3 separate regions of the Mus musculus genome follow, and all the other regions are linked to region 1. Evidence: chromatin loops called from intact Hi-C (ENCODE). Cell type or tissue: left cerebral cortex. All regions are shown on one strand.

What was found. Hi-C counts contacts between places; a loop is a spot of excess contacts. Peaks named below come from ENCODE experiments on the same cell type or tissue, not always from the same donor. Only the 100,000 strongest peaks of a DNase experiment are listed, where the experiment ranks them.
Region 2: a loop joins it to region 1, with 2.2 times the contacts of the local background. A loop is called at or near these places in 7 of 42 quality-filtered maps.
Region 3: it touches region 1 in a loop (1.9-fold over the local background); 6 of 42 quality-filtered maps call a loop at or near these places.

The regions. Positions count from the first base shown.
Region 1 is chr14:20,190,044-20,198,043 of GRCm38, reverse strand. No RefSeq gene overlaps it. Among named protein-coding and RNA genes, the nearest start is that of Kcnk5, 12 kb to the right of the region's middle. In left cerebral cortex, no CTCF peak of the experiment used is centred here; a DNase peak (open chromatin) is centred at 4,684.
Region 2 is chr14:20,115,321-20,123,320 of GRCm38, reverse strand. No RefSeq gene overlaps it. Among named protein-coding and RNA genes, the nearest start is that of Gm41104, 11 kb to the left of the region's middle. In left cerebral cortex, no CTCF peak of the experiment used is centred here; a DNase peak (open chromatin) is centred at 3,062.
Region 3 is chr14:20,130,116-20,138,115 of GRCm38, reverse strand. It overlaps Gm41104 (a long non-coding RNA gene), which reads right to left. Exons shown (of 3, transcript XR_874391.2): 2 at 7,586-7,702; 3 at 6,952-7,080. Gm52125 (a long non-coding RNA gene) reads right to left here and starts at 313. Exons shown (of 3, transcript XR_003951161.1): 1 at 1-313. In left cerebral cortex, no CTCF peak of the experiment used is centred here; no DNase peak of the experiment used is centred here.

The DNA of each region.
Region 1 (8,000 bases):
GTTCCCCTGTACTGGGGCATATAAAGTTTGCATTACCAAGGGGCCTCTCTTCCCAGTGATGGCCGACTAGGCCATCTTCTGCGACATATGCAGCTAGAGTCACAAGCTCTGGAGGTACTGGTTAGTTCATAATGTTGTTGCACCTATAGGGTTGCAGACGCCTTCAGCTCCCTGGGTGCTTTCTCTAGCTTCTCCTTTGGGAGCCCTGTGTTTCATCCAATAGATGACTGTGAGCATCCACTTCTGTATTTGCCAGGCACTGGCATAGCCTCATATAAGACAGCTATAACAGGGTCCCTTCAGCAAAATCTTTCTGGCATTGTGCAATAGTGTCTGGATTTGGTGGCTGATTATGGGATGGATCCCCGGGTTGGGTAGTCTCTGGATAGTCCATCCTTTCATCTTAGCTCCAAACTTTGTCTCTGTAACTCCTTTCGTGGGTATTTTGTTCCCTATTCTAAGGAGGAATGGAGTATCTACCCATTGGTCTTCCCTCTTCTTGATTTTCTTGTGTTTTGCAAATTGTATCTTGAGTGTTCTAAGTTTCTGGGCTAATATCCACTTATCAGTGAGTGCATATCTAATGACTTCTTTTGTGATTGGGTTACCTTACTAAGGATGATATCCTCCATAGACATCCATTTGTCCAAGAATTTCATAAATCCATTGTTTTTAATAGCTGAGTAGTACTCCATTGTGTAAATGTACCACATTTTCTGTATCCATTCTTCTGTTCTGGACATCTGGGTTCTTTCCAGCTTCTGGCTATTATAAATAAGGCTGCTAGTACATAGTGGAGTAGGTGTTCTTACTACCAGTTGGAACTTCTTCTGGGTATATGCCCAGGAGAGGTATTGCTGGATCTTCTGGTGGCATTATGTCCAATCTTCTGAGGAACCTCCAGACTGACTTCCAGAGTGGTTGTACAAGTTTGCAATCCCACCAGCAGTGGAGGAGTGAAGAACACACTTTTTATACCTTTGTAAGGGGCAGATTTGAGCAACAGGGTTTTCATTGGTGTAGCAAGTAACCCTTTCAGGCACTGGTTGGTTTGTATAGTGACTAAGTAACCCTTTGGCCTAGTGACTCACTCTGCTTGCCCCCCGTGGTGGGTTATTATGATTTGGCCAGCAAAGCAGTAATACATTTTGAACTTATGGATCAGCTATTAATGTCACAGGTATTAACGTCAGGGGAATTCTCACAACAAGGTCAGGGTGGTTTGTGGTCTTTGTCAGAATTCAGTGTGGGGTGGGGGGCAAGAGAATTGCTAGTCTTGTTATGATTATTTCTCTGAGAACAGCTAATATTGTTTTGGTAGCTGCAGGCTTAATCATTTTGACTGCTAAAACTATGTTTTTACATTTGTTTCGTCAGTCAGCTTTCTTATCTGGCTCTGTACTTTGCCTGCTAGTGCAGTTTGGAAAGTCCTTTTCAAAGGGGGAAGGTATTGGGTGGTCTTGAATTCATTTTGGATATTACATTCCCCCCTTTTCCCCTGGTACATTTCAATCCTGAAATGATATCTCACTTTGTTACAGCTACTGATATTGTTGTCTGAGCATCAAAACTTGTACTATATACATAAGCAATTAAGGATACATGGGCCAAAGGTTAAGAGCAAAAACAGGATAAAAGGGGGTAGTAAACAGGACTAAGCAGGGACCCTCCCAGCAAGGCTTGAGGGTCTGAGCATGATGCAGGTCCACGTAGATCAGATCTCCGACCTGGAAGTGGTGAGATGTCCTTGGGGTGCCCGGCTCATTTGCTGTAGCCAGTTGTGAGCAGACTTCTTTCTGCACCACCTGCAAGCCTTTTAACTTAGCACACAGATCATTATTACAACAACATATGGGTTCAAACACATCATTTGAAGACAGTGATGGGCATGGAAGCCCCATAAAGGATCTCAAAAAGAGTAAGACTGAATCAAGAGGAAGTATTTCTGGTTTTAAATAGGGCAAGGGGGAGGAGCACCATTCAGTCTGCGCCAGTCTCCATGGTTAATTTTGTCAAGGTCTCTTTTAGGGTTCTGTTTATCCTTTCTACCTGTTCTGAGCTCTGAGGTCTGTATACACAATGTAATTTTCATTCGACCTCCAAATACTTGGCCACACCCTAACTTACCTGGGCAACAAAGGCAGGGCCATTATCTGACAGACACTATTGCTTCTGGCACACTAAACCTTGGAAAATTTTCTTCAATAATCTTCTTGATGACCATCTGAGCAGTCTCATTTTTACAGGGAAAAGCTTTTATCCTTCTTGAGAATGTTCACAAAAACCAGAAGGTATTCATACACATATTTTTCTCAGTAAAGTCTATTTCCCAGTAGATGTCAGGTCTGTCTTCCCGGTACCTTTTTCCTGGATTCACCATGGTGTGGCAGACATTGACTCTTTGGCAGGGTACACACTTGTGCACCACCTGCTCCACGAGGCGTTTTAAACCTGGTACATGATACGTAGTCTTGGAGAATGTCTGGATGCTGAGCTTGCTTACCCCTAAATGAGTCCACTGGTGCGTCTGTTTGATCATAGCCTCTGCTTGTCTTTATGGCAGGATTTTCTTTCCTTGGAGGTATACCACAGTCTCTTATTTTTGACTGTGGGACTTGAATCTTTGGAAATGAGGGCTAAGTCCTCTGCTACGTAGGCAAACTCGGGCTCCATTGCCAGGAGCACCAGCATTGCAGGGCCATGTCTGTAACTGCTTGTGCTTCTCAGTCTGTCATGTTGTTGCCCCTTGTTATCACGGTATCTCTCTTCTGGTGACTAGGACAGTGGATGATGTTTACCTTAGCAGGGTCCTCCCGACGTCAGTAGACTCCTCTGTTGATATATGGCCTTATGGACGTGGGAGACGTTGTGAGATAGAGACTGATCTTAGAAGGGTGGGGGTGGTAATCACTCATTAACTTCAGCAGCTATGTCCAGAGCCCACCATACTTAAAGAGCCCATGAAAATGTTCACTATTTTCAAGCGCAGAAGAACCATTAGTTAGAAGAAAATGTTTCAATGCCTAAGTTTCCAGTGTAGATCTTGTTACTGAGCCAGACTCCTTTTCATCCCCACCCTGCAGTGAGCTGACCCCTAAAGCCAGCAATGTGGGGAAAGAGAGTTTATATACTATTCATAGAGGACCAAGCATAAGGAGGGGAGCCCCAGACTCAATTTTGTCATCCCAGGATAGGGGTCCAGAAGTGCCTAGGTACCTAGGGAATGAAAAACAAAGGTTAGAAGCATGCTCTGGAATGAGGGAGGGGAGGTACCCTCTGCCTGCACTTGCCCCAAAAGACTTGCTGGTTTCCCACTAAACCCTAGTTAGACAAAGACAGTTTTAGACCTGTGGGTAGGGTTGGGCCCCATGATATCAAAAGCACATCTGTTGGTTTCTTACAGAAGTGTTGGTTCACTTGAAGGCATTGGTGACTTCCACAGGATTGAGCCATAGAAGATTATTTCCAATCCATTCCCACTCCACTCCCACCCCAACCCCCAACCCCACAAGGAAAAAACTACCAAGAACACCTAGGTGGTTGGGCCTCAGAGATCCTGTCTATGGTACAGCAGGCCTGGCTCCGCTCAGCCTTCCTCAACTTCAGCAATGTGGTCATTGGTCTCGATACTCTGGAGGCCAGACATCACCCTCAGGGGTCATTTTTCAGGTGCCTTGTTTTTTAGACAAGGTCTTTCGCTGGCCTGCGGCTTGCCAGTTGAGCTAAGCTGGCTGGTCATTGAGCCTCAGGGGAGTCACCTGTCTCTGCATCCTCAGGACTGAGATTACAAACCTACGTCACCATGTCTGCCTGGATTTTTTTATGTGGGTTTTGGGGATTAAACTAACATCCTAATGCTTGCATGGCACTTTACCGGCTGAACCAGTACCCGAGTCCAGACCTAACTAGAAAGACAGAATAGCTAAAGTGTCTGAAGAGGGTGAAGTTAATTTCATTATGGGGACATTCATGCTATCATGTTTTAAGAAGCATCCTTAATGTAGACGGGACTTGCTTAGGCAAAAATGTATGGGGCCTATCAAAAGTGCTCTCTCTCTCTCTCTCTCTCTCTCTCTCTCTCTCTCTCTCTCTCTCTCTGTGTGTGTGTGTGTGTGTGTGTGGTGTGCCAGGTGGTAGAGATGGCTTAGGGGGTAAAGGCACTTGCCACACAAGCCTGATGACCTGAGTTTGACCCCTAGGACCTACGTAAGGGAGGAAGGAGAGAACAAAGTCTATGAAGCTATCTTCTAACCTCTGCACATCACACACACACACACACACACACACACACACACACACACACACACACACACACACACACACACAAGTAAAATAAAATCAAGGGCTTGGGAGATGCCCGCCGGTCTTCCTGTTCATCCATGCAGAACTTGCTGACCTCACAGTGGCCTTGGTGGCCCCAGGCCCTTTGCTGTGATCCTCAAGGCTGATCATTTTCTCCTACAGTAGGGGGCCTCCTTGTAAATCCTGGCAATGGAAGCCACCTCCGCTCAAAGGCTTTCACGTGTCCCAGGACTCCAGGGCCAAAGTCCTGAGTATGCCAAGTTCTGTTTATTGCCTGGCTTCTTCATGGATGTTGGCAGAGGAGGCAGAAATTCCAGGAATATCAATTCCTCCTTCCTCTTGGCACCCCTTCATCCTCCTCCTCTTCCACCCCCTCCTCAAACAGTTCTCAGGCCTTTGCCCATTGGAGAACAAGTGGCCAATTGTCTCTGGGATCATAGCATCTCTAGGGAAAGGCTGCACTAGGGCCAGATGAAACTGCCACAGGCTTTGAATGTGGGATTCAATGAGGCTTGCTGGGTAAAGCCAGGGGACCAGCAGGGCAGGGAAGATAGGCTGAGGAGGAAGAGACAGATGTTAGCAGAGGGTTCTCCAGAGGGGGAGAGGCATGTGGCCATTGTCACTGAACTCCAGAAGGCAACAGGTTCTACACCACAGCAGGAAGGAATGGGGCATAGAAAACAAGGCCCCAAATCACAAAACTGTAATCTTCCCAGGAGTCTCTCATTCCTCTGGTGTCCTTCATCTTGCTAATGAACTGTTGTCACCCATTCCAAAGGACTGTCACTCCCTGGGTGAAAACCCAAAAAGCTACAGTGACCTCCTCCAGGCAGAATATTTAAACTTGGTTTTCCTTCCCATCCAGCAGTATTGGTGAAGCCTACAGATTTCTGCCTCGTATCATGTTTTTAAAGATGTAAAACAAAACACACCAGTGTTATAAAGACAACCAGACGTCGCTATAAATAAATGTCCAGGCTGGACCTAGGGATGTAGCTCAGTTGGTAGGTAGAGTGCTTGCCTTGTATACAGGAAGCACTGGGCTGGGTCCTCAGCGCTGCATAAACAGGGTGTGCCTGTTGGTGCATCCCTGTAATCTCAGCACTCTAGTGGGGACTGCAGAATTGGAGGTTCAACATTATCCTCAGCAGCACAGTGAGCTGAGGCCAGTCTGGGACACACAAAACCCTGTCTCAGAATGTATTTTATAGTTAATGGTTAAGTTGGTAAAGCACCCGTCTAGCACATGAAAGGCTCAGAATAAATCATTAGTCCTAACAAAAGAAAATATTATTTTATATACTGTAATCCTTTTTTAAAAGACTTTTATGTGTATGACTGTGTGTGTATATGTATTTATGTGCACCACATGTCTGATGCCCTGGAGCTGGAGTTACACGCTGTTGGAAGCTGCCTTATGTGTGTATACCAGAAACCTAACTAAGGTCGTCTACAAGAGCCGCCGGTGTTCTTAACCACTAAGCCATCTCTCCAGACCCATTGTTTCTGGTTTCTGAGACAGGGTGTTGGTCACAAGTGGGCTAGCCTGGAGAATGCTATGCAGCAACAGAGACCAGGGAAAATGGGCCTCAGACAAAGTGTAATGTGAAAACCAATTCTCAAAAGTTGTCCTCTCTTCGTTGTGGTGGTGCTCACCTTTAATCCTAGCACCAGAGAGACAGAGGCAAGTGGATCTTTGTGAGTTCCAGGCCAGCCTGGTCTACATGTGAGGTCTTATCTCAATAAAAATTAATTAAAAAAAAGTTATCTCTCTGACTTCCACTCTTGCACCACACATATACAAAACAAATAAAAAATTTGAAATATCTGAGGCACTGTAAACAGTTGCTCCCAAAGAGCGTTTGGCCTATGAAGCATTTTCTAGTTCTCACTGATGGCTGCTAGCAAAGAGACTGAGTCGACAGGGGCCGGTAAGAACAGGCCATCTTCAAAAGAGATGCTTCAAGTTACCCCAGAAGCTGCTCACAACAGGGCTGGAATCCTAGAGACAGGTTCCTAAGAGTCGCCTTCTTACCTGGCACTGAGTTGGGGAGGGGCCGGGTCAATGGGTTTAGGGAAACTGGACCCTTTTTGGAGTAGAGAGACCACAGGAGAAGGCAGTAGCGGCTGTGGATACTGGCCTGAATGCTTAGCCTAAGAAGAGCCCAGGGCTTGGGGCTCAGCACAGATAACCTTGAGCAAGCTATTTCCTCCCTCTAAACTTCAGTTTCCCTTATCAGCTAACACTCCCTCCTGGTGTCACCATCATCATTAAATGAAATAATATTTGTAATGAGTAAATGTTTTGCCTGACTGATCTTGTGTCTTATTTAATAAATATCTAGAGTGAACCTTATAAAACACCTCATTGTAGCCGGAGGGGTGGTTCCATGGTTAAAAATTCTCCTGAAGAGAACTGGAGTTTGGTACCCAGCACTCAAGACAGGAAGCTCACAACCACCCTAAACTCTAGCTGCAAGGAGTCTGATGTCCTCTTCAGGTCTCCGAGGACACCCACACTTATGTGGCATGCATTACAAACATATACACACAAATGAAAAATAGAACAAGTCTAAATAAATAAAATACCTTATGACAGGGACAGACAAATGTGTGTTCATTTAAATTTACCCTTTTTTCTGTTTTCCCTTTCTTCCATCCTGGAGACAGCACATTCCACCCTCCTCCCTGCCAAAGGCCTCTATAGAATCTTCCAATCAGAATCAATCTTGCAAGGAGTCAAAGGGGACAAAAAGAATAGGAATCTTGTGGACTTTAGAAATTGTGTAATATTCTAATGTGTGTGCTCACAGGTACATCCTCCACCCTACAAGTGGCCATAGAGTCATAAAGTACTCATGAAAACAGAGCTCAGACAAAAAACTTATCATGGCTTACTTATTATTGTAAACTTATCATGGCTTACTTATTATTGTAAACTTATCATATCTTACTTATTATTGTAAACTTATCATATCTTACTTATTATTGTAAAATTATTATATCTTACTTATTATTGTAACCTCTTTTAGGTTTGAAAAGAGGTCTTAGGCGGAAGGCAACGTTTGATGCAAAGAAATGACTCTTAAATGTTGGGATTCAGGACTTGATGGCCTCTGGGGAGAAAGGCTTTGGGATGTCTTTGTTATGCTACAGGAGTAGCTTCAGTTTGGGGTGGGGGTGGGTGGGCTTATAACTGAGCAGCCTTTTCTTATCTGTGGAAATTGTAAGTGAAATTCTGATATTTTTTCTTCAAGGGAAAGACTGTAAAGGACTGGGAGATGGCTTAGTGCATAAAGCTAATGCTGTGTTGGGTTGAGGATCAGGGTTCAAATCCCTAGACCTCCCATAAAAGCTAGTGGGCTTACAGAGAGGCAGAGACGGGATCCTTGTGGTAATCTGGCTGGCAGGACTAGGCCAATTGCCAACCTTTGGGTTTAGTGAGAGGCCTTGCCTTGATAATCAAATCGAAGACAACCGATGTCAGTCTCTGACCTCCACACCCACATGCTCATGAGTATACACCAACATACTTGTGAGCATACTTATACATAGGCATGCAGACCACACACACACACACACACACATTAAAGGGGGTAGGTGGACCCTTTGAAATGACAGTGAAGACCTATTGTAAATATTCAAACACAAATACTTCTGGAGAGGTGCTTGGCTCTTGCTTAGCCTGTAATAGTTTG
Region 2 (8,000 bases), 75 kb after region 1:
CAGTACTTCATTGTGTAAATGTACCACATTTTCTATATCTATTCCTCTGTTGAGGAACATTTGGGTTGTTTCTAGCTTCTGGCTATTATAAATATGGCTGCTATGAACATAGTGGAGCATGTGTCCTTATTACACATTGGAGCATCTTCTGGGCATATGTCCTGGAGTGGTATAGCTGGATCCTCAGGTAGTACTTTGTCCGATTTCCTGAGGAACCACCAAACTGATTTCCAGAAGTGTTATACCAGCTTGCAATCCCACCAGCAATGGAGGAGTGTTCCTCTTTCTCTACATCCTCACCAGCATCTGCGGTCACCTGAGTTTTTGATTTTAGCCATTCTGACTGGTGTAAGGTAGAATCTCAGGGTCGTTTTTTGATTTGCATTTCCCTGACGACTAAGGATGTTGAACATTTCTTTAGGTGCTTCTCAGCCATTCGAGTTTCCTCAGTTGAGAATTTTCTGTTTAGCTCTGTTCCCTATTTTTTATAGGGTTATTTGGTTCTCTGAAGTCTAACTTCTTGAGTTCTTTGAATATATTGGATATTAGCCCTCTATCAGACTTAGGATTGGTAAAGATCTTTTTCCAATCTGTTGGCTGCCATTTTGTCCTATTGACAGTGTCCTTTGCCTTACCGAAGCTTTGCAGTTTTATGAGGTCGCATTTGTCGATTCTTGATCTTAGAGCATAAATCTGTTCTGTTCAGGAAATTTCCCCTGTGCCCATGTGTTTGAAGCTTTTCCCCACTTTCTCTTCTATTAGATTCATTGTGTCTGGTTTTATGTGGAGTTCCTTGATTCACTTGGACTTGAGCTTTGTATAGGGAGATAAGAATGCATTGATGTGCATTCTTCTACATTTCGACCACCAGTTGAACCAGCACTACTTGTTGAAAATGCTATCTTTTTTTCCACTGGATGGTTTTAGTTCCTTTTGTCAAAGTCGTATTATGTTTTGATGGAAGTTGAGTTTGGGACTTCTTGCATTCTAGGCAAAAGTGCTACCAATCAGCCACACCCTGGTCCTTAGTTAAAAAATTCTGGGGGGCTGGAGAGATGGCTCATCGGTTAAGAGCACTGATTGCTCTTCCAGATGTCCTGAGTTCAATTTCCAGCAACCACATGATGGTTCACAACCATCTGTAATGGGATCCAATGCCCTCTTCTGGTGTGTCTGAAGACAGCAACAGTATAATCACATAAATGAAATAAATAAATCTTTAAAAAAAATTCTGGGGAGCTGGAGAGATGGCTCTGTAGTTAAGAGCACTTGTAGCTCAGCCAGATTAAATCCCCAGCTCCCATATGGCAGTTCACAGTTTCAGGGGATCCAACACCCTCTTGCAGATATATGCACCAATAGGCAAAACACCAATGCACATTAAAAAAAAATTAGTTGCTGTATGAGATAAATGGAAACAGATTAAATTAACCGTAAAGGACTGGGGAGACCAGTCTGACCTCAAAATCACAGAGTGTTCCAATGCATCCAGGTGTAAGTACACCCTGAAAGTCCCCCTGCACCTCCCCCCCAAATCCTTCAGTTTGCAGATCCTAACACTAAGGACACCCTACTACATAACGATACGATTGTTGCCACACCTGTAAAAATTCATAACTAATATCTTTAACACCCTTCCTCTATTCAACATCCCCTAGCGGTGTCTGCAGGATCTTACCTGGCCTCATTTGGTTGGGCAGGTACCTTGGTCTTTATTAAATCTATTGTAACCTTGCTATTGTTTCTTTGCTTTATCTATTAATCACACAGAAATAAAGTTTAACATTTCTTCTGAAGTTTTATTTTATGTGTATAGGTGTTTTGCTTGCATATATCCACTTGTGTGCCCAGTGCCTTCAGAGGCCAGAAGAGGGCACTGGATGCCCTAGAACTGGAGTTAATAGGTGGTTGTGTGTGCCATGTGAGTGTTGGGAACTGAACCTGGGTTCTCTTCAAGAGAAATAAGTGCTCTTCACTGCTGAGCCATCTCTCTAGCCCCTAATAAAATATTGCTTTTAGCGAAAAAGGGAGAGAGAGGGGGTACACTTTTAGGTTGGGGAAGTAGCTCAATGTAGAGGGATACCCTAGCTTGTGCAACGCTTTGGGCTCTATCCCCAGCACCTCATTAAAAACAGAAAATTAAAAACATGTTTCTCTGAGGTGTGCATCACAGCTATGAAATTCTACACCCCCTACAATTTCAATTTTGCCTGGTGGGCGTGGCTTGTGGTCTCGAAGGGTCTCAGGAGAAAACAGCCACTTCCTCTTCAGTAACAGCTGGCCTCTGTAGCAGGCAGGAAGCTTGGAGAGATGTTGTGGAGGCCCCACACTCATTCCTTTCTACCCAGCAAAGTGCCGCACCAGGAGAGTTGGGAGAAGCCCGGGATGGGGGTGGGGTGGGGTGGGACCTGGCATGCTAATGTCTATTTTAGGACTGACTCTTTCAAAGCTACTGTTGTTACTTAGCTGCTAAAGGAGTGGGCATTCCAGAGTCTTGATTTTGTCCCCAACACTAGAATTCTGAGATGGCCTCTGTTGCCCAGGCTAGCCAGTGCTAGCTCATCGATTCTCCCAATGGCTGTACAATCATCGGGGGCTGAGTACATGATACTGTGTCCCCGGACCCCAGGTATGGATTCCCGTGAGTCCCTCCCGTGATGATATCTGCTGCCTTGGGGCTAGAGTAGGCACTACTGTCATGTGGTAGGAAGAGGGCCCAGAACAGTCCCTTATAAGAGAGAGTCCCCAGCCCCAAGTGTCAATAGCGAGCAGATTGAGAAATGTTGCTCTCCTGTAACCCCTGGTTCACCCACATCCCTAATCCTCAGAGATAACCAGAGTGGAGAACAGAGGCTCCGAATGGAACCACTGCGTGCAGCCTCGGGTAGCAACCCAGACAGTGGGCGGACCACAGCCTCCGCAATCGGCGGCTGTTGGTTTTGGCCTTTGCAAGATCAGACTATCCGGTGGGAAAGAGTTCCCAAGCCACTTCAGCTACTGCTGTTAACTGTTCACCTGACTGGCCTTGGTTCAGGGAATGAGTACACAGCCGGCCCTCCACCCACCTTACACTTGCCTCTCCCACTGTGAGGGAACAGAGGAGCCGCAGAAGGAGAGAACTCCAACAGTGTGAGTGGGAACACGCTTCAGTCCTTAGCCAGGAAGCTTCCGGAACTCAGTATGGAGCGCAGGAGAGAAAGCCAGTGCCAGGCTTGTCTTCCATCACTGCAACCCTGTATTACCAAGACCTCTACAGGCCGAGTCCACTTCCTGAGGTCAGCAGGACTAGGGTAGACAGGAGCGCCTGGCTCTGATGAAGTTGGTGAAGGAAGCCAGAGCAGCCCAAGGCCAAGGAAGGGACTATGGAGAGACCCGGCTCCAACTCTACTTTCAGACCTTGAGTCACCCCATGTGGCAGAAACTACCTTTTGCTCCCCAAGTAGCCAAGATTCCCCCCTTTTGCTTCAGTACTGGGGGTGGAAGGCAAGGCGTTACACATGCTAAGCCAGCACTCTACCATTGAGCTATGTGTACCCAACCCCTCAAGCTCCTTTTCTTAGATAATAATAATAATAATAATAATAATAATTGAATTTTAAGTTACATTTCCCAGGCTCTCTTGCAGCTAGGTATGACCACATGAGGCCATTTTGGCCAATGGGATAGGAATGGTAGTGACATGTACACCTTATGGATTATGTCTTTAGAGAGAAAGGGTACAAGTGTGATGGCAAGAGCTTGGACTGTAGGAAACAGAAGCTTTGTGTTATGACATCAGCACAAATTAGAAGGTCCCTGGCTCCTCCACTGAGTTGTCTTGCAACCACCCAACAGCTCAGACTTTCACATGAGAGTTAAATGAGGTGCTCTCCTCCTAAACCTCTATGTACCAGTACGTACCAGTTGCTTTTCCTGTTACTATGACAAATGCCTGAAAAAAGTCACCTAAGGATAGAAGAGAATTATTTTGGCTTGTGGTTTGAAGGAGAATCATCTATCATGGCTGGAAGGCATGTGGAACTGATCACAGCATCCATGGTGAGAGAGCAGAGAGATGAATGTGAGTACCCAGCTCACTCTCTCCTTTTTATTTAGTCTGGGAGCCTAGGCAGGAGGATGGTCCTGCCCATGTTCAGGGCTGTCTCATTTACACCTCTCTGAGAATGTTCACAGTCCACCAAGATGTGAGGAGATGAGAAGCCCTATTCTACACTCCCGCCATCACAGAGCCTTCTGCCACCATGTCTTCCCCTCCATGATAGACTGTATTCCCACAAACCATAAGCCAAAATAAGACCCTTCCTCCTTTCTTGTCAGGTATTTGTTTACAGCAATGAGAAAAGCAACTAATGCATCCACTAAACCAAACTTTCCAGTGGCCAGCAAGGGCCTCGGATTGTCTTTATCTAGAACATTCTATCCACAACCTTTCTGAGCTTGGTCCCTAGCTGGGGCTCCAGAGCCTGGCCCTTAGTTTAGGGAAACGGTGTTTTGTTCCTTCAGCCTCCCAGGACACTATCTGAGACCCAGGTCTCACCTGTCCAACTGACATTCCACACCACACCCTGGCAACTGAATCCAGGGCACCTCTCCCCAGGACCACTCTTCCTCCCCAGGCTAGCTCTCCATCTGGTGACAGTGGCAGCTAGAACACTTTTGGATCAGAGCCATGTTTTAAGTAAGTGCTTTTCCAGGTTAATTAACTTTAAAATATAAAATCTCAGTCTCTCTATTATAAAATATTATATATATCACATATATATTGTATAATATATAATATATAAGGAGAGACTGAGACTTTGCATTTACCATATACAGTATATTATTTACTATATATAAATGTATATTTAATACACATACAAAGATTATATCAGAAATGTCTGCTCCCAGACTACAGAAAAATGAATGTAGGCTTTAGGCTTTTGTACAGCAGAGTCCTTCTGGTTGTATGGTGCTGTGTGTGTGTGTGAGTGTGTGTGTGTGTGTATGTGTGTGATCATAGGTCCTTGATGTGGATGTCAACGTAGGCCCTTGTGTCTCCTGAGAATTCTTCAGTGCTCTGAGTGGTCATCTAGCTCTAGAAGGAGAAGGAGGAGGAGGAAGAGGAGGAGGAGGAAGAGGGGGAGAAGGAGGAGGAAGAGGGGGAGGAGGAGGAGGAGGAGGAGGAGGAGGGGGAGAAGGAGAAAAAGAAGAAGAAGGAGGAGGAGAAGGAGGAGGAGGAGGAGGAGGAAGAGGGGGAGAAGGAGGAGGAGGAGGAGGAGCAGGAGGAGGAGGAGGAGCAGGAGGAGGAGGGGGAGGAGGAGGAGGAGGGGGAGGAGGAGGAGGAGAAGGAGCAGGAGGAGGAGGAGGAGGAGCAGGAGGAGGAGGAGGAGGAGGAGGAGAAGGAGAAGGAGCAGGAGGAGCAGGAGGAGCAGGAGGAGAAGGAGAAGGAGGAGCAGGAGGAGGAAGAGGGGGAGAAGGAGAAGGAGAAGGAGGAGGAGGAGGAGGAGGAGGAGGAGGAGGAGGAGGAGGAGGAGAAGGAGAAGGAGAAGGAGAAGGAGAAGGAGAAGGAGAAGGAGAAGGAGAAGGAGAAGGAGAAGGAGAAGGAGAAGGTAGCAGAAACCTCATCCCTCTCTCTTCCTTTCTCCCAGGTCTCCCTCACTGAATAAGCACCTGGCTGGCCCCTCAGATGTGTAGAGTAGCCCCAGGGCTCACACACTTCCTCTTGTTCCCTCAGGCTTAGGACTGGCCAGACCTGCACAGGAAGTCTGGCCTAACCGTAATCCAGGCATGGGAAAAGCCAAGGCAAGAGGCTCCCAGCCAATGGACAGGCCAGAGCTACCTGCGCCACAGTTACAGTATGACTCTTAATCACTTGGCCCCACGTCCGTGGCTGGTGAGAACAATGCAAGCAGGTCTCCCAAGCAAAGCCAGACCCACACCATTGACTTCCCAGGAAGGTGGGGTGGCTCTACTATCATCAGCACCCAGTTCTCTTCTTTGACAGGCTCGCCTGCAACAGAGTGGAGAACTGTGGCCCAGAAGTCCTCATGGCACAAGCTAAGCTGGCCAGTCAGGGCAAGGCAGCTCTGCAAGCACAAGATAACTGTCACTTACTGGGGACAAGTGCTCCTGCCACTCTGAACTTCTATGGTTACACGTGTTTGGTTCCCTGGACTGCAGGGAAGAAGTTGGCACCCTGGAGTTGTCTCTTTCCTTCACGTCTCACTGCATAGGGTAAATTCCAGAACACAGCCTCTGATTTCTATGGTTACCAACAGTTGGTGTCCCTTTTCCTGAGACAGGAAGTGACTAGGTTCATGCAAGTTTAAATGTTTAAAAGTTTAAAAGTTTGAAATGGGATCGGAACCACATTTGGGGTCCCCTCATGCTCATAGTCTCTCTCTCTCTCTCTCTCTCTCTCTCTCTCTCTCTCTCTCTCTATATATATATATATATATATATGTATGTATATGTATATATGCATATATATGTATATGTGTGTATATATATAATTTAACTTTATTTTACATGCATGATTTTGCCTGCTTTCACATTGTATGACAGTGTCAGATCCCCTGGAGCCAGAGTTGTGAGCTGCCATGTTGTTGCTGGGAACTGAACCCCTGTACTCTGGAAGAGCAGCCAGTGCTCTTAACCATTGAGCCATCTCTCCAGCCTCCATGCTCAGGCTCTTGACCTCCCCTGCACAGAGGGCCAGCCAAGGGCGATTTGCAAATTCCTGAATGACACCTAGCTCTCCCTGCTCCCTGCTTCTCAGTCTAGCCTCCCTGTGGGTGGTTAGACATCCGGCTGGTCAGCTCTGGTTCTCCTAAGTCACCGTCACGGGTCCCTCCAGTGTCTGCAGCCTACACGCATGCTCCCTTCTAGCCTTGTTTTCCTTAGCAGCCAGGCCAAGAATCAGAGCCTGTGAGTCCGGGAGGAAATGACTGCAAGGCGGAGCTTGCACGCCATCCCTCTTTCTGCAGACCAGACTATAGACCAGAACCAGTTCCTGAGGGTTGCCAGCTCCCAGAGGCAGAGAGGGTGCACTTCAGTTCAAAGCCCCTGAGTTCAATTAAGGACTGGAGCCTCACCCTCAGCAATATGAGTTCAAGGCTTTACCGACTCTGATTTACTGCCAAGTCAGGCTCTCCAGAGTTCTTGGAACTGGGAGTCTGCGCCCTTTGGCACTAATTAAGACTAAGATATTAGTGCATCATCGACACATAGATGCTTTTCTTTTAGCCAGGCCTGGTGACATCCACCAGTGATCCCAGCACCTGGGAAGCCCGGACAGGAGGGTTTGAAGGTCCAAGATCAACACCCTGTTTCAAAATGGAAAATGAAGAAAAGGGATCTGGGGAGGCAGCTTGGTGTGTGTGAGGTCTGACTTGTAATCCCTAGGAAGGGAAAGGACGGAAAAACAAAAGAGAGACTTTTGGGTGTGGATGTGTAGATGTTTCCATTTCTGTCAGTGCATATGCTTGGGAGGACAAGACAGACAGACAGACTGAGACAGAAAGGCAGAGGGCAAGGTTAAGGACACAGCAGGGCACCCTGCAGAGACCCACAGAAATAAGACATCTATCTTCTTTGCCCCAAACTGTCTGCCCTGCCCTTTGAACAGAGGTCCCCAATGACGGGTCATGTCTCCCACAGACTGGGGCTCTCTAAGGATCTGCCCCTCCTGGGAATGAGGCCTATTTAAGCCGTAGCACTCAGAGTACATCCCTTCCACGGGTGTGTGATGAGCCCTCTTTCCCATGTTTTCTGCAGCATCCCTGCCAATGCCTGGGGAATAGTCCCGATGTTTTGCCCTGAAGTGTAAAGTTGAGCCCAGGGATAAACTTGAATTCTGCGAGTCCTCAGGGAGCAGCCCATTCTTTCCCAGTTATCTTTCCCTTTAGGGATGTAAGGGACAATCTCAGGAACTGCTCACTCTGCTTGGTTTTGGAGCCAGGAGGGCACCAACTAGGCTAGGCCATCTTTACCTTCCCAGTGTTGGGATTACAAGCCTG
Region 3 (8,000 bases), 60 kb after region 1:
CAATGGAAGTCCATGGTGCTGGTCCTCCCAGCAGCCTCTAGGTTCTGCTGCCTCCAGAAGCCAGCCTTCCAGCCCTGGCCTGAGATAGCTCCCTACTCTCCCTCAGTATCATTGCACTCTCTGCCGCCACTGTTAACTGGTCACCTGCTGTGCGCTAGGTTAGGTGTAGGCACTTCTGGTGCAGCTAGGTGTGGGACTGACAAATGGCCCTGCATCCAGGGAGCAAAAATGGTGTCTGTCCTAGTGTAGGTGGGTGATGGGTATTGATACCCCCCAAGATTTCTTTTCTAATTTTAAATTATGTGTATGTGGGTATGCACATATGTGTGCAGGTACTTGAGAAGGCCAGAAGAGAGTATCACGTCTCTTGGAGCTGGAGTTACAGGTGACTTTGAGCTGCCTGATGTGTGTGCTGGGAACGCCACAAGAGCAGTATATGCCCTTAACTGCTGAGCCTTCTCTAGCTCCTGGGACTTCAAAACAAAAACGAAACAAAACAAGAAATATTATTTTATTAATTCTTTGGGAATCCCATGCATGCATTTAACAATTTTGATTATATTTCCCCCCTCTTCCTACCCCTAATTCTTCCCAGATCTATTCCACACCCCCACCTCCTCTCCCAACTTCATAGCCTCATTTTTTAAAAACAACCCATTAAGTCCAATTTGTACAAATGGGGGGAGGGGAGCATTGGAGCAAGACAGACCTACCGGGGCCACACCTTTAAAGAAAACGGACTCTGCCTCCTTTTTAGTGACCACTTGTCAACAGCTCCTTAGTTTGGGCTGGGGGCTGGTGAGCCCATCCCCACCCGTGCTGGAAGGTTGGCTGGATTGATCTTGTGCTGTGGTTGAGTTCATGAGTGTGCTGGCCCTGTAGTGTTCATCCAAAAGATGTCGCTTGCCCCGTTCTCCCTGACCTCCAGCTCGTACAGTCTTTCTGCCCCCTCTTCCGTGATGTTCCCTGAGCCTTGGGGGAGGGGTTATGCTATAGCTGTCTCCTTTGTGGCTGAGCACTACAGAGCACTTTTTCTCTGCACTGTGGGGCTGTGATTTTTTGCATTAACCAGCATGCACTGTGTTAAAAAGCCTTAAGCTCTCTTTTATCTATGCCTTTTAATCCTAACGTGTTATTAACTTCATCTTACAAATGAAGAAGCAGAAGAGAGCAATTTTCCCCAAGTTCAAACAGCTATGAGGTGGCAGAAAACACCTGCTCAGACTTGTGTTCCTGTCCCTCACACTGCCCTCTGGCAGTTATGAATCTGATAGGGAAGACACCCCAAAGTCTGTTGGAGGTGGCGGAGGCTCTGACCTTCAAAGAGTCTGTAATCTGAGGGGGAGGGAGACCAGATATGGAGAAACCAACACGTATACTCTATCCCAGCTGCCTCTCTACCACCACCTCCTCCTCCTCCTCCTCCTCCTCCTCCTCCTTCTTCTTCTTCTTCTTTTTTTTTTTTTTTTTTTTTTTTTTTTGGTTTTTCAAGACAGGGTTTCTCTGTATAGCCCTGGCTGTCCTGGAACTCACTTTGTAGACCAGGCTGGCCTTGAACTCAGAAATCCACCTGCCTCTGCCTCCCAAGTGCTGGGATTAAAGGCGTGTGCCACCTCTCTACCTTCTTGTGAGACCCCAGAAGAATCACCATTGTTCAGGAGGACTAAACAAACAAACAAACAAACATAAGCCTGCTTGGGTGTCACCTCATCCTAGAATGGGCTTGGCAGGGGCAGGGTTGCTTGGGAAGTTTCTGAAGCCAAGGCTACCATGTGGGAAGACAGTGGGCAAGTTAGGCAGATTGCTCTGGGAGAGGTCTCCAGCAAAGACAACCTCTCTTTGGGGCGCGGGGTGGGGGTGGGGGCACCTGAAGTTTGGTCTCAGCTCTGCCCATCTGCTCTCCATGTTTGAATAACAAGTTCCTGCTTCAAACAGACAAACAAACAAACAAACAAACTAACTAACCCACTTATTTGGTGAGGGGGTGGGGACCACTCTGTCCTTGCCAAAGTCAGAAGACAACCTAGGGGACACAGACATCCTTTGTCATGTGTGTTTTGGGGATCAAACACAGGGAATCAGGATTGAGAGCAAGTGCCTTTACCTGCTGAGCTGTCTTGCTGGCCCCAGGTGCTAGTCTATGAGTCTCCACAGTGTTCCTGCTATCTAGGATCCACTCCATCACGTGCCTTTACTTTCCCAGGGGCCACCTGCTATCACCTTTCCATAGCCACCAGCCAGCCCTCTCCGAGTCTAGGCTGGGTACCTTTCCCTGTGTGGCACCGTCCCCCTCAGGAAACCACCTCTGTTCAAACTGCTGTGACCTGTTCAAGTTCCCTGTCTCCCACTCTTATGCCCTCTTCCCGGCAGAGAAGCACTCGCTGGTGGTACTGAAGACTGGGTTAGTCATGTGTGTATTCCCACCAGGGCTTAAATACATGTGGATGGTCTCTGCTTTCTGATATTTGAAAACTGCAGGGTGAATGCCCCCCCCCCCCACGCCCCGGATCCCATACTTCTCATTGGCAGTTCTGTCCCTCTGTTCCTGAAGCAGAGGCCAGACCAGGATCAAATCTTGTTCCACGAGGGCGAGTTCCAACAAAGCCAGGTGGATGAACTTGAGGGACCTTGTGGCAGACTGAGGTGGCCTGATGAGTCACCTCATCTTATGCCAAGTCATCTGAGTCTAGAGGGCAGGGCCAGGACACAGCATACCTGATTTCTCCCACCTGAGAGCATTGTTACTGCAAACCTCTTTTATACATCTCCGCATCTTTACCTCTCTGTGTTTCCAGATGATTCGAAACAGAGTTCCCATGGCCCCCAAATTCTTCCTTTCCGGCCATCTTTTCAGGCTGGAGTATCTCTTCCGTCGTTAGCCCCACACAACTGTACTGGTCTCTTGGTTTACAAAGCCCTTTCACACCCTTTGCTATGTGGAGATTGCTCAACAAATTGAAGCAAACAGGTGTAGTGTTTTATAGCCCAACTGAAGGGCTTTTTACAAGTTAGGAAATCTGGTACTTTGGTTTGGGGCCTAGAAGAGCAAGGCCTCGGGCAAGGTCAGAAGTAGCAGACATGGAGGTGGGGGGTGATGATGGAGAAAAGAGAAGGGGCAGCAGAGATTTACTTCTAAAACATTATTTTAAGTTTCTAGTGCTCTCTCTCTCTCTCCCCCCTCCCTCTCTTTCCCTCTCTCTCCTTCTTCCTCCCTCTCTCTCCCCTCTCTCTGTATATGTGTGTGTGAGAGAGGGGGCAGAGTGAGCGATCGAGGGAGCGAGCAAATGTGTATGTGTGTACCACATGTGTGTGGATGGCTGAAGCCAGAAGACATTGTCAGAGCCCCTGGAGCTGGAGTTGCAGGCGATTGTGAACTACCCAACGTGGTGCTAGAAACAGAATTCAGGACTCCCCCCCCCCCCCCCCCCCGCCTGCCCCAAGAGCTCTTAACTGTCAAGCCATCTTCCCAGCCTGGAGTTGTACTTTTGATCCAGTCATGCTGGGTGAAGCCAGAGCTCCATCCTGCTAGGGCACTTGTGTGAAGCCATAGTCAGACATTGCCCACAGGCAGGTTTCTCTGAAGGACAGTGCCTACTTCCAGTGCTTGAGAAGGGCCCCAGGGAAACTGTCCCTTACCTTCCTCACACACGATGGGTGGAACACCCTGTACCGGCCAGATGCCTCAGATAAGCATCGCCCCCCCTGCTGACTTGTTAGCAATGAGAACTGGCTACGTCCATCAACAAAAGAAGCCCCCTTAAATGTGGCTAATTTTTATGTGTTTGCTTGTTTCGCAGTTCTGGGGAGAGGAGGTCTAAAACTGAACAGCCCACCTAGCTATTTTGGTCTATAAACAGAGAGGTGATTTCTGTTCCTTTGGACATATAATAGGAAGACCTGATGCTTCTGTCCTCTGGGGGAAGATCGCAATCTAAGAAATCCAAGTACCTTGAGACCCAAGCAATAAAGAAGCCCAACTCCAATCATGTGACCACATGGACAAATTAGACAACATCTTAAACACCCCAGCCCTAGGCAACATTTCAAAGTACATAGCCAGCCATCCTATAAATTGCAGACTTATGAGGAAATAAATGACAGCTGTTGTAGTGAGTGTGTGTTGCTACAACAACAATCTGTTTGTTTTGCTACACAAAATGCCTGAGATGGAGTACTTTATAAAGAAAAGAGGCTTGCTCACCTCAGTGATGGGGATCTCAGGGCATAGTAATGGAATGGGCTTCTTCTGGTGAGGGCTTCAAGGTGGATAGCATCACATGAGAAGGAGGTGGAGAGAGAGAGAGGGAGAGGGGGAGAGGGAGAGAGGGAGAGAGAGAGAGGGAGAGAGAGAGAGAGAGAGAGAGAGAGAGAGAGAGAGAGCACACCAAGGGAAAATGAGAGCAAGCCAAGAAAGCTGAACTTAATTTTTTTTTTTTTTTGAAATAAGGTTGGTCTTGAACCACCATTGAGCCAAGGGTCACCCTGACCTACCTATTCTCCTGCCTCTACCTTTTGCCCATATGCTTGCTACCTTGCAGTTTAAAGGATGCCTGCATTGAACCCAGGGCTTTATGCATTTTAGCCAAGGACTCAACCAATTGAGCTATATCCTCAGACCCTGAATTTGATTTTTTTTTAAAAGATTTATTTATTTATTATATGTAAGTACACTGTAGCTGTCTTCAGACACTCCAGAAGAGGGTGTCAGATCTCATTACGGATGTTTGTGAGCCACCATGTGATTGCTGGGATTTGAACTCAGGACCTTTGGAAGAGCAGTCAGTGCTCTTACCCACTGAGCCATCTCTCCAGCCCCTGAATTTGATTTTTTGTTTTGTTTTGTTTTGTTTTTTTGAGACAGGGTTTCTCTGTATAGCCCTGGCTGACCTGGAACTAACTCTGTAGACCAGGATGGCCTGGAACTCAGAAATCCACCTGCCTCTGCCTCCCAAGTGCTGGGACTGAATTTGATTTTTTAACAGTCTGCCATTGGGATAACCACTACACACTCACAAAACAGGCTTGAATTCCTTCCCAGGATGGTGCTCTCAAAGGCCCAATAACCTTTACTAGACTCTACTGTTATAGGATATTTGAATCTGTTTATAGTTAGGGTGTGGTTCAGCCTTTAGTATGCATCTTTAATCCCAAACAATGAAGGTAAAATTAGTTTGTAAAAGGAAACACCCATATTTGAAAGTGATGTCTAATCGAGTGGCAGACAAAGTGATGAATCAGAGAAAGATTTGACAGACTAGGATATGCCCAACTCTCAAGAGAAGAGAGAGGAAAGGGAAACTACTTCAGGAGAGACAGGCAGCACACTAAGAAGAGAATATAGTACAAGAACACAGTAGTATATGTGGAGACATTTCAGTAGAGTTCAGAAGGAGAGCAGAGCAGCACAGAGAGGGAGAAAGAGGCAGTTTTACCAGGAGAATTTTACAGAGACAGGTTGAAGAGAGAACAAGGTAGACATAGGTAGAGACAGAATGAGCAAAAGAATGGGAAGGAACCAGAAAGTTAGAAAGATTGCTAGAGTTAGTTTGAGGTCAAGCAGAACAATTCAGAGGTCAAGAGAAAAGCCAGACTGGATAAGTCGGGGGGGGGGGGGGGAGGAGTTTGAGTAAGGTCAACTGAGTTGAACCAGCCAGTCAGAGGAGAAAAAAAAAAAAAGAAGGGTTAGCTTATTCAGCAGTAAGTCTCAGAGACTGAAAACATTCTAGGCCTAGATTAGATTATACAGAGACTAGAAGCTTCCAAGACTAGGCCTAGGTTAGCAGACTGAGGCAGTAAGCCTCCAAAGCAACAATTACAACAGGTGAATAAAATATACCTTTACACTCCCTCTTAACGATTCTATCACCTTCAACATAATTACACTAGGGACCAAGCCACCAGCTCAGGAGTCTTTGGTAGATAACCTGTATGATGGTCTGAGACATTTGCTGTGCTTATCCCAAGCAAATGGCTGTCTGCTGGGCTATGGAGAAGGTTCTGAGGTACAGAGACAGCCCAGCACCTACCACAACTACACTAAAATGTGAAGCAGTGAGGCATGGGGCTGGAGAGATTGTTCAGTGTTTCAGAGCACTTGCTTTTACAGAGAACCCAGGCTTTGTTCCCAGCATCCACATGGTGGCTCAGAATTACCTGTAATTCTAGTTCCAGGGGATCTGATTTCCTCTCCTGGCCTTCAAGGGCTCCTTCAAACACATGCTACATATAAACTCATGTAGCACACATAAATACACACACATTCTAAAACTTGTAAAGTGAACCACCTTTTGGGTATACTTGAGCCAAAAAGCACCGGCTACCCCAACTCGAAAACTCTGTCCTTAGATGCAACAAAGCTGAGACCAGATATTATTCTTGTCCAATGTCTTTTCCTCGGATGTTGAAGATCCATCTGTTTCCAGTTCTCCAGACCTCTGTGCTCTCTGTTAAATGTGTTAGGAGGTCTGGAGTCTGTGATTATCTAGGCAGGTGATGTTAATAGCCATTTCTGCTTATGTAAAGATGCCTCACTGTCTTACGGATTGTCTTAGTCAGTGTTCTATTGCTGTGAGGAGACACCACAACCAGGGTAACACTTATAAAGGAAAGCATTTAATTGGGGCTTGCTTACAGTTTCAGAGGTTTAGTCCACTATCATCATGGCAGGGAGCTTGGTAGCACTTAGGCAGACATGGTGCTGGAAAAGTAGCTGAGAATTTTATATCCAGATCTGCGGGCAGCAGGAAGAGAGAGACAGTGAATGGGACCTGGCTGAGGCTTTAGAAACCTAAAAGCTGCCCCCCCCCACACCAGTGACACACTTCCTCTAACAAGGTCACACCTCCCAATCCTTCTAAGTAGTGCCTCTCCCTATGATTAAACATTCAAATTATAAGCCTATGGGAGGCCATTCTTATTCAACCCCCAACATGAATGTTACCTTGCTGGCACGAGTGAAGATATCTCAAAGAAATACTTGCCAGGCATCTGACTATTGAAACAACAGTCCTCAAGAAATTGGAACTTTACGTTGGAAGAAGGAACAGGTTGGCACCATACAAACAGAAGGAAACTTGTCTTCTGGAAAGAGATTTACAACTGAGCTGAGCCTTGGTTGTTAGGGCTGCTGAGGCCTAGGCTCTGTCTCCAACAATTGTGGTAGCAACTCCATCCAGTCACTATTGTTTATGAACACCATCTCACTTAAGCACCCACCATACTGTATGAGGCTGCTGTTATTATCCTCAACTAAGAACTGAGGCTCAAAGTCACACAGCTCCAGAGAGGCAGAGAGCCCAGGTTCTCATCTGAGAACTCCAAGCTTGTGTTATTTGACTTTACATGGCGGGCACAACTCACCTGCTCCAAAGCAAGGGTGCACTGAGACAGTGATCTTCCCACAAGTCACAGCCACACTCCATAGAGTGTGTAAAGCCAGTGAGTTGGAACCAGCATCCCAGCCCAGCTTAGCAGTGATGACAACTCAAGACTCACAGGGTGGGGGTGGGGGTGGGGGTGGGGGACTCGTGCAGATAGCTCAGTTGCCGTCCAAGCAGGGACCTTAGTTCACTTCCCCAGTACTCACATAAAAAGCCTGACTCAGCAATGTGCATCTGTCATCCCAGTACTGGGCAGGCAGAGACAGGACTTGATTCTCAGCAAGTCCAGACAAATCCATGAGCTCCTAGTTCAGTAAGAGACCCTGTCTCAAAATATAAAGTGGTTTCAGACTGGAAAATTGGCTCTGTGGATAAGGCACATACTGATCATCCAGAGGATACAAGTTCACTTCCCAGCACCCAGTTAGTGGTTCTGCATTGCCTTCTAACTCCAGCTCTAGGGGGATCTGACACTATAGGAGTAAAACACACACACACACACACACACACACCCCAAAATCACACTAGGGGTTTTCTGGGCTCTGGCTTAGAAAGGTCCTGATGAAGAAGCAATGGAGGAAGGATCAGAAATACCCAAGCCCTGGGAACCCCTGGCTGAAG